2 separate regions of the Mus musculus genome follow, and region 2 is linked to region 1. Evidence: chromatin loops called from intact Hi-C (ENCODE). Cell type or tissue: left cerebral cortex. All regions are shown on one strand. Links, peaks and the distances in the headings refer to the core of each region. The heading gives the core; the rest is flanking DNA. Region 1 has its middle 11 kb from the start of Gm42123. Region 2 overlaps Prkg2 (protein kinase, cGMP-dependent, type II).

Region 1 (5,385 bases), core at 134-5,133:
GTAAACACATTCAGCTAAATCAACACACGAAAAAGCAATAGCCTGCCTGAATGCAAATGACAAATGAACTGAGAAAGAAACCAGGGGGGAAAGAAAAACACTTTTTACAATAGCCTCAAAAAAAAAGTATCTTGAGTTAATTAGAATCAAATAAGTGAGACTTCTACGATAAAAGCTTCATGCCTGTAAGAAAGGAATTGAAGGAGGTATCACAAGATGTAAAGATCATACTCATGGATAGGTAGGAGTGATAGAGTATGAATGTGCATCCAATGAAAAGCAATGTTTCTATAGTATCTTATTTATTATTAATATATTGTTATTTATTATTATCTATATGAGTGCTTTCTAATGAGAGTGAGCAAAAAAAAAAAGCTGTGACTTTATGTGGGTTGAAGGTGCAAAGGATCTGGAGTGAGATGGGGGGAGCTGTATTCAGAACATATCGTGTGAAAAATATATGTTTTCAATGTAAAAACAAATGAAATGAAAATAAAATTCTTGTTTCATATGCATTAAGGAAAGTAGTTTAAGAGGGAATTAGGCAAACTATCTGATTTAAAAATAGCATTAATACAGTAATTATTTAAATTTAACCAAAGAGGTTGAAGAAATGAACATGAAAAAAATACAGAACCTGATACCGAAGACAATATAACTACGTGGAAAGATAGCCTGTGATCATAAACTGTCTGAGCTGCCCATAGTGATAGAAGCTGTTGATGGTTTCTGTGCAGTCCCCATTGAAATCCCAAAGGCAGTTTCCGCAGAAATAGAAAAGAAAATTCTTTAACTCACATGGAACTACAAAAGACTTGAGCAAGAAAATCTTAAGAAAGAAGGAAAAATAAAACAGACTTTTGACTTTCAGAACCTTGCAGAAGGTAAACTGCAGTCACATGGCTTACCACGTGTGCAAGCAGACACATGGATGGATGGAACCAAATAGGGAGCCTTAGAACAACACACACTCATCCATCATCAATATTTAATAAGGGTGCTGATAATGGTTGATCTGGGAGGATAGTTTCTTCAGCAAATTGCATTCAAAATACTAGGCATCTGCATCCAAAAATCTATTTGTATTTTACCACAAACACAAAAATAAACTCAAAGTGAATTAAAGATTTAAGCAAAATCTGAAGTCATGTAAACCCTTAAAAGAACATATAGGGAAAAACTTAAAGTAACCAAACTGAAAGATCCCGAACGCTGCACACACTACAACGAGGTAGGAGGGCAGCACAGAACGGAGGGTGGGGGGCAGCACAGAACAGGGAGTGGGGGGAGGGGAATATTTGGAACTGCATTTATGGTAGTGGGGTGTTACTCTGAACCATGGCTCTCAACCATCCTAATACTAGGACCCTTCTAATATGGTTCCTCAGGTTGTGATGATCCACAACCATAAAATTATTTTTGTTGCAGCTTCATAACAGTAATTTTGCTGTTATAAATTGTAATGTAAATATTTGTGTTTTCTGATGGTCATAGCGACCCACAGATTGAGAACCACCGGTCTAAAGGATTCAAGCTTGTTAGTTCAGTAACACTAACAAGTCTCTTCAGTAGATATGAACTTACATTGTGTCTGTCTTTCACAGTGATCTGCAACACTGTATAACACCTTCCCAGGATTGGAAGTGCTGGCCCACGTTCTCCCTGACCTTCTGTCTGTCTGTTTTCACTTGTGATTGTATTTGGTAGCGTTGCATGAATATTTTTCTTATTCTGAGAACAATCAACACAAAAGAAAGGCAAAGAGGAACGAACATACTTTGTCAGCATCTGAGTAACACTACAAAACTTCACTGAAGACCTTCACCAACAAATAAATATCTCATGGCGGCCAAACTCAACCTTGTAGCCCCAGGACTAAACCTCTTAAGACCAATATGTCTTCCACACAGAAGTGCTACATTCGGCTGTACCAGAGCATCACAGCTTCATGCAAATGCTTGGCTATGATAAGCTGTGTTTGTGTCTCCATCTTATAACTGGACTCCCTCTAGTGGTACAAGAAAAAGCTAAGGTCTGGCTACTTGGATACAGAGACTTCAAACCAAAGTAAATGGACAGTGGTGGTTAAGAGGCATCGGCTGTTGTTGGAGGTTCTGAGAGATGAACTAAGTAATAGAATCTCAAGCTTCCACGGGAGGAACTCTGACACCTCTCTTTTGTGACTGCTTTTGCTGCCTTAAGCCTGCCCCATAGAAACAGTTGTTGTGAGGGGGGGACTTTATTGTTTGAATCCAGGAAGAATGATGAAGTGAGTACCGGTGGACGTTGGGAGAAATGTCTACTGTTTGACCAACAGCAGGTCCATGCGATGATGGTTGTGTGGGACCAGTTCCTGCTGTTTGAACTAAAATGGCAAAGCACAAAATTTTCTTCCTCTCCATCACGTATTTACTGCCAAGTGCTATGCTAGGTGCATTGTGGGACACCACAGGCTTACAGTTCAAGGGAAGAGATAACATTTTAGTGTAACTATCTAAAACACATGAAAGAAAGTGTTACATTTCATAGCCAGATGGGCACAAGAGTTACACCTACTGCACTGGGGATGAAGTATTGACTTCTGCTTGGTAGAATGACGAGACACCCTTCACACTGACCGGTAGCAGTGACCTATCTATCCATATCCATGCCTGTGTCTCTAACTTTTCCACAAACATATGCACACATATAGTTATACATATAAAGTCAATAAAAGAAACCCCTGTGCCTATAAAAAAATAGCTGGCCACTTGGGAAAAAATAGTTTTAATAAATATTCTTACATATGAGAACAAAAAATACCAACTTCTTACTAACAATAAAAGAACTAGAAGGCTTGGCGTGGTGGTGCACACCTTTAATCCCAGCACTTGGGAGGCAGAGGCAGGCGAATTTCTGAGTTCGAGGCCAGCCTGGACTACAGCGTGAGTTCCAGGACAGCCAGGGCTACACAGAGAAACCCTGTCTCAAAAAATAAAACAACAACAACAACAACAACAACAACAACAACAACAACAACAACAACAACAAAGAACTAGAGATAATAATGTGCAGCAAATGCTTTTCAGTTTACTAGAAATTACATAAATTAAATCTTTCAATTAGGTAAACTAATTTTAGTTACTATTTAACTATTTAGCTAACTAAACTAAGTGCTGTTGATAATGACAACCTAGAAAGTCTAGTTAAAGCAGTAAAGCTTAAAAGGATCAACATTTACTAGTAATCACACCGAATGTGTAGGTGGAGGGTGTGCTTAGAAGAAGCCGAATGATGTGGAGTCAGAATGGGAAAGACTTGAATTTTTTGGAATTTCATGAAAAGGAACAAGCTGCTACCTGATACAAGAGAGCATCTTTTGGAAATGGCAGGCACTTGGCACTCATGAAATCACAGAAATTTGGTTGGCTGCCCAGTGACCACGCCAGGTGGCAGGCTAATGAGAATGGGGAAAATTTTCCTCTAGATGAAGAGCTGCAGGCCGGCAATGGTTGCTGAAGGAGGCAGATCAGTTTCTTCAGGGTTGATTCTCCTGATAGGTTATCCAAGGAAAGAGCTCAGCCCTAAACACATGTGCGTACAGGCAGCAGTAATCAGACTCAATAGGTTGTGTAAAACACATATGTATATGTAACAATGATAATTGGAGAAGTGGAGGTCACGAGTTTGAGGAGTTGGGGAAGGAATGAAAAAGGGGGTGGGGAGCAAAAGGGAGGGGTGCAAATGATGTAAATACAATATCTTCCTGTATTAAATTCTCAAAGAAATACAAGTAACTTTTTACTTGTGTTTTAAATCTGGTCTGAGTCTGATAGGTCTGCCTTCATATGTTACTTGACAGTTTTCCCTTGCTGCTTTTAATATTCTTTCTTTGTTTTGTACATTTGGTGCTTTGATTATTATGTAATGGGGGAAATTTCTTTTCTGGTCTATTCTATTTGGAGTTCTGTAGGCTTCTTGTATGTTCATGGGCATCTCTTTCTTTAGGTTAGGGAAGTTTTCTTCTATAATTCTGTTAAAGATGTTTACTGGCCCTTTAGGTTGGAAATCTTTGCTCTCTTCTATACCTATTATCAATGGAGTGAGTGATCATATAGGACTATTTGAAGGGGTGGAGAGGTGGCTCAGTGATTAAGAGCACTGACTGCTCTTCCAGAGGTCCTGAGTTCAATTCCCAGCAACCACGTGGTGGCTCACAACCATCTGTAATGGGACCCAATGCCTTCTTCTGGTGTGTCTGAAGACAGCTACAGTGTACTCACATACTTAAAATAAATAAATAATTCCTTTTTTTTTAAAAGAAGTGTTTGTATAATAATCTCCTGGTAACATTCGGTGTAATAGCAGACAAAAGAGCTAACAACATCCAGCCCTAAGTATGTTGCCGTGTTGTGGTGGCTAAATAATTGGAGACAAACACAGAGCATCACATGAAAGAAAATCCATATGGTTGGATGTTATATCCATAACATTATCATAAAGAGTATTAATTTTAAAGTGAAAACAACTTACAGAAGAACACTGCGACACAGGATGACAACAACTCTGTCCACAGAGTAAACTGTGCACTCATTTGAATCAGCGTGGAAGCCTTTCCAGCAGCATTGAGATTATAGGAGCTTTCCTTACAGTTTTACCTTGCTCTGTTGTATACCCTGCCCCCACAGTTATGACAAATTGCTTTTATTAGCATATAGACCAATTAAGCGATTTTTATATGGAGAGAGAGACAGCTTAAGAGATTTACCAAAACCCCCATCAACGTCTCTTAACTACATTTTCCGTGAGGCTTCCTAACCCACACATGTAATTTCTTGCTTCGGTTTATCGTAGTGCTGAGGTCAATAATGGGAACAGCAAAGGGGTTCAATCCCTTCAAAACACAAAAGATCCAGTTCACTAGGGAAAAATGCTCTCTTCTGACCCTCTAGGCCCTGCAGTGAGGTTCCATACCTTAGGAGTTTAGAAAGAAACATGGAAGGACAGGAAGCCTCACTCAGAGGGGCATACCAACACATCTCCATGGTAAGAACACTACATTCTATACTTGTACATGCTGGTTCCATAGCATAGGTGCTACTCAGGTTCAAGTGTAAGAGCTAAGAAAATGGCTAGGGATTGCTGTCCCTACACAAGGAGAGGGTAGAAATGGCAGAGGAATCCATCGGCCTTATCTCTCTATACTTGAAGTCTCTCTGATTCCATCCTGTCTGTCCAATCATCATGCTAAGCTCTCAACTTCTCCGAGATAGGATTCTCTGTCCTTAATATTGTGGCCAAAGTTACTCTGTCTGTTACTGTAGTGGAGCCAGGTAGAATTGCTCTGGAATCTTAGTGTTATCATTAGTATTATGGTATTATATCATTCTACTTAAGAAATAATCG
Region 2 (5,385 bases), core at 201-5,200, 120 kb before region 1:
TGTGACTCTGCCCACAAGTCCTTCTTAGAGTCTTTGCTCTGTGAGTAGCGTCTTCTGCAGAAGGAGAATCAGGGTAAGGATGGACACTGTGGTATCACCCTCTCCTCCTGCTAAATGCCACGGCTTCCTCTCCTCTCTCTCCTCTCCCTGACTGTGAAGAGTAGTCCCCCTCCAGTGAGTTCTGTTGTTGTGCCTTCAGAGATAACTCAGGGAGCCATTTTGATTTAAAGATTTCTCTTCAGTGTACGGGAACGAGTAGAGACTATACTAAGGAGTTGATGAGCTTGAGGGGATGTAGAAATTATTGATAGAGTCTTGGTTGCCATTCAAACTTTTCTCAGCTCCCGCCTTTTGCTAGGGCTTCTTTCCTGCTTTTTGTTTGTTTGTTTTATTCCACAATGTATTCTTTTCTCAATGGGACATAATGTCTAGGAAGAGTAAGGTCTCACTCCCACAAGGGAATATTTGCATCTTTAAGGACCTCTTGTCTGGAAGGTATCGACTTCCTTAGACTTCTGCCTGGTACAGAAATTCAGTTCTGCGTTTTCCTTCTATAGAGACAATAAATCCATCTCTAGCCCCATCCTGCTAAAAGAGCCCTTTATGTACCTCGTGTCTCCCACATGTTTTGCATCACAATGGAATGCTTAGCAATCTTCATCATGACCCTAATGAGATGGAGATAAATATACCCATTTTATAGATACACAAGTGAAAGTGGAGATGCCATGTAACTTACAGGAGGTTGGGAGAGGGTGGGTTGCTTCCTTCCCTTGTGTATCTTGAATCTGTTGCTCAAGTTAAACTGGGCTTTTAATCTTAATGACATTTCTTATTACATCATCCACTGTCCTCTAATGTAAAAATGATTTTAATAACCTGTAGCTGCTAGACGGATGGAGCACCGTTCTGCAGCTCATTTCTCCTCTAGCTACCAATTCATATTTGAGAAATCGCTTACCCTAGTGACAGCTAAGCAGCATACAGTGTGAATCTAATCAGGCTTTATGTGGCCAGAGGCTTGAAACCTTGCTTTGTGGGGTAGCAAAACTTAAACAGGTGACAGGAGAGCTCATGCCAGTCTTGAAAGACCCAGGAACTTGTTTAAGTCAGTGAAAGGCAAGTTAGCTGCTCTTATCTCTTCCTGCTCCAGGGATTCTAAAGACCCCACAAGGTTTATACAGCTTCCAAGGTGACCTCAGGGAAACAGAGGAGATTGTGAGGGTTTCGTGCTCTACACTTAATCGTGCTTTAGGTTTGTAAGGTGACTGGATTGGCACAGATTTTGCTCTGTCCATATATAGCAATGACTCTTGACCTTTTCATATTTAGGGTGCTATAACTTTTTATTGTTAAATCCAAGCGTTAATATCCATGAGAGGATATGGATATACTCCACAGAGTATATGGTACTCCAGGCTCAGTAAACAGTTGTTTCATGAATACAGAATGAGTCATTAGTTCAATATTAAATTTAAATCTGTTTATGCTTGCCGTGCTCTCTATAAGAAAATGCTGTTGCCTCCTTACCACTTCCTTGGCTGAAAATGCTTGTCCACAAACCAAAAAAAAATCTGTCTAGAAAAGAGCTTAGGGCTGCATGACCAAGGCTCGCACATATGGTAATTTCAGAGAGCTCTGGGAATACCTTTCAGGATATCACTCAAGTTGATTCTTTCATGCCTCAAACTAACGTCTGATGAGTTGCTTATTCTGGATACGAGCCTTTTCGGGCTCCCTTCTTTAAATTCTTCTCTCCTCCATCTTTCAATGCGATGCTAATGGGTAAGAATAACAAATGATGCCCAGTGAACAGAAGCTTAAAGGTTAGATCCTCTCCATGTCTGCTGCTGTGGAAGCAACTCTGCATACTCCTAGTTTATTAATGGATGTTCCCAGCGAGAATCCAGTGCTGAAAGACGAATCACTTCCTGTTTCTGTCTTGATCTTGTGCAGCTTCCATTGGCTAGTTGTGCCTGTCTAAAATTTGGAGACTGTTAATTTTCCGCATCTAGTCAGCCTCCATAGAAGCCACGATTAATCTGGTAGAACTCGAGAAATCAAGTCAAGATCTTTGTTTCTCCCTGAGCTAGACATCTGAAGGGGGGAGCTGGGAAGTGCATGTTTGTAGACTTCAGTTTTGATCCTCCATTTCTGATTTCATAAAATCAGAGTTAATCCAGATGTTTTTCACAGTTGATATACAGTTCCCCAGACTAAGCCATCCAATACTGCAATGCTTGGTGTACTAAGACCAGTTAGTCAGGGCAGCATCTGCTGTACTTCAGCTATGCAAATTCTGCTGTTACGGGATTTTGCTCAAATAAGTTTATGACCTGCAGATGATTTACATTTAAAAATGATTTTGTTTTTCAATCTTTAATTATGTGTAGGCTCCTGTGAGTGCAGTGCTTATAGAAGCCAGAAGGGGGCGCTGGATCTCTGGAAGCTGGATTTACAGGTGGTTGTCAGCAGTTGGTACTCTTAACTGCTAAGCCATATATCTCCAGCCCTGATTTGCTTTTTAAAAATTTACTATTATTTATGTGAAATTGGCTTAGTAAACCTAAACATGCTACTTGATTTCTATTGAAATACTAATATCAATGAAAGAAAACGTTTTGGTACCAACCTTTTGAATTTATAGTAAATGTTAAATAAATACAAAGCTTTGGAACTAAAAAAAAAAAATACATGGCAAATCGACTAAAATATCTTTTATAACCCCTGATTTTCTTCTTGTACCCTGGTTAGTGATAACTTTGGGGTTTCCAAGAGGCTCTGTGTGTGTGTGTGTGTGTGTGTGTGTGTTTGTATACATGTGCATATACATGTCACTGTTTATAATACACTTGGAAGCTTTGAGACACAGGGGTCACTTCTCAGCAGCCATCCACCTTGGGTTTTTTTTGAGACAGAGTCTCTCACTGAGATCCAGGATTGGCAAATTAGGCTACACTTCCTGGCCACCCAACCCCAGGAATCTTACTGTCTCTACCATGCCAGCATGGGGATTAGAAGTTCTATGACTGTGCATAGAACTCGGGTCTTCATGCCTGCATGTTCAGCACTTTCTAAACTTATCTCCCCAGCCCTCATGTGAGGAGATATCCCCATCTCTTTTGCAAAGTATGTGTTGTTTATAAGTGTGTATGCATGTTCATGTGTTCATAAGTGTGTATGCATGTTCATGTGTTCATAAGTGTGTATGCATGTTCATGTGTTCATAAGTGTGTATGCATGTTCATGTGTTCATACGTGTGTATGCATGTTCATGTGTTCATACCCAGAATTCATGTGGGTACTAACTTAGTTCCTCACACTTGCTCGGCAAGCGCTTTACCCACTGTGCAATCTTTTGAGCCCTGAGATATTCTTAATGAAAGAATCGAGCATCACACCATGGACCCGCACTTTTTGCACAACTTAGTCTGGGGACCCAACGTGAAGGATGTAGAAGAAACTTCATACTGATGTTTTCTTCTCAGAGATCACGGCTTAAAGTTCTTAACACCAGCATTGGCAGAAAGACAACACTTACTAGTGTACCGGGCAAGAACACATTGCTAATAGAGCAACACAAGCTCTGTCTCTACCCTGTGCGGAATGCAGATGTGTTATTTCTAAATCAAGAGGAGTTTTTTTCTTTTTCTTTTTTTTTTTTTTTTTTTTACTGTAAGCCCAGTGGATGTGGTGGTAGTTGTGATAGTTTTCAAGCCTCTGTCAATGTGAATGCTCCTTTGCATTTAATCTCTGCCCTGGTGACATCCAAATCACAGCCCTGTTAGGATGTTTTTGACAACTATCCAGAGAGAACCGCTGGAAGAGAACAATAGGTGACTAGGGCTAGTTTTAGAAAATGCTCAGGTGTGACTCCTGTTCTGCTGGAAGGACTGGGAAGAATGAACCCAAATGCTAACCGCTCTCTATAGAGGGATAAAGGAACTCTGTCATTAGTTTCCTCTGTAGGAACGGAGGGTTTTATTGCTCATCAAAGGATGATGACTGCCGTGTGTCTGTTTATGAAGCAGACTGGGAAGGGGAGGGCCGTTAGAAAGTGGAACTCCACATGCTCACTGCCACGTCTGTGCCCTCCCTTAGGTCCCTGAGCAACATGGGAAATGGTTCAGTGAAGCCCAAGCATGCTAAGCACCCAGATGGCCATTCAGGGAACCTCAGCAATGAAGCCCTGCGGAGCAAGGTGTTGGAGCTGGAGCGGGAGCTGAGGAGGAAGGACGCGGAACTTCAGGAACGGGAGTACCACCTGAAGGAGCTTCGGGAGCAGCTGGCCAAGCAGACCGTGGCCATCGCAGAGCTCACAGAAGAACTGCAGAGCAAGTGCATCCAGCTGAACAAGCTGCAGGATGTGATCCACGTGCAGGGAGGAAGCCCACTGCAGGCCTCTCCCGACAAAGTGCCTCTGGATGTTCACCGCAAGACCTCAGGCTTGGTCTCGCTCCACAGCAGGAGGGGGGCGAAGGCTGGAGTGTCTGCAGAGCCAACCACCCGAACCTATGACCTCAACAAACCCCCCGAGTTTTCCTTTGAGAAAGCGAGAGTCAGGAAGGATTCCAGGTAAGAAGTTTCTGTGCCCTGTTCATGCAAGTGGCCTTCACAGTAGGGAAGACCAGCGAGGTGTCCACGAGGCTTCCTAGACAGCCCGGGGGCATGGAATGCTCAGTTGTGGGGATGGAGAGCTTTGTGGAGAAGGTGTATCTCGTATTCTACAGCTTTTCAGATCTGGAATTGCCACTGGATGCTGAGACAGGTGCGACTGAGGGGCAGGATTTGGAGGACACCATCTCTGTTCCCTTGACACTCCCAGAGGACAGAAGATCACTTAGGAAGTGCGCATGTCTGTTCTAATGAAGCAGATTTAACAATACACACAGAGCATAGTGGGGTGGAACAGGCCCAGCAAAGCTGGCTTCCTAGCCGCTGGTCTGTGAGAGTTTTGAGAAGGACCATGACGGGCGCTCCAGGGAGAATGATTTCAGCCATTCACTGCATGGTTCCTGTTGAATGCTCTTCCTGCCAGCCACCACGCTAGCTGCTTACCATAGACAGAAAGATCTCTCCATCTTGTGGAGAGAGAGAGCGCGCGCGCACACACACACACACACACACACACACACACACAGAGAGAGAGAGAGAGAGAGAGAGAGAGAGAGAGAGAGAGAGAGAGAGGGGAGGACTGTATAATTATTAATTGGGATAAATGACACAGTGAACAGAAGTGCTGTCAGAGGTGTTGAGGATTTTTGAGAGAAGTGGGGTTGTCATGGAGGTCCAGCTGATGGATGAGGTGACCTTTAGCTGAGACACAAAGGACAAAACTGGCAGAAATTAGGTAAAAAGAGCAAAGGGAATACATTAAAACCTAGA

What was found. A loop is a pair of places that touch in the nucleus more often than their neighbours do. Peaks named below come from ENCODE experiments on the same cell type or tissue, not always from the same donor. Only the 100,000 strongest peaks of a DNase experiment are listed, where the experiment ranks them.
Region 2: a loop joins it to region 1, with 2.3 times the contacts of the local background. A loop is called at or near these places in 5 of 42 quality-filtered maps.

Annotation. Positions count from the first base shown.
Region 1 is chr5:98,899,143-98,904,527 of GRCm38, reverse strand. No RefSeq gene overlaps it. Among named protein-coding and RNA genes, the nearest start is that of Gm42123, 11 kb to the right of the region's middle. In left cerebral cortex, for the core only: a CTCF peak has its summit at 2,021 (motif pointing left); a DNase peak (open chromatin) is centred at 2,009.
Region 2 is chr5:99,023,584-99,028,968 of GRCm38, reverse strand. It overlaps Prkg2 (protein kinase, cGMP-dependent, type II), which reads left to right. Exons shown (of 19, transcript NM_008926.4): 2 at 4,102-4,575. The coding sequence starts at 4,115. Among named protein-coding and RNA genes, the nearest start is that of Prkg2, 11 kb to the left of the region's middle. In left cerebral cortex, for the core only: a CTCF peak has its summit at 2,420 (motif pointing right); no DNase peak of the experiment used is centred there.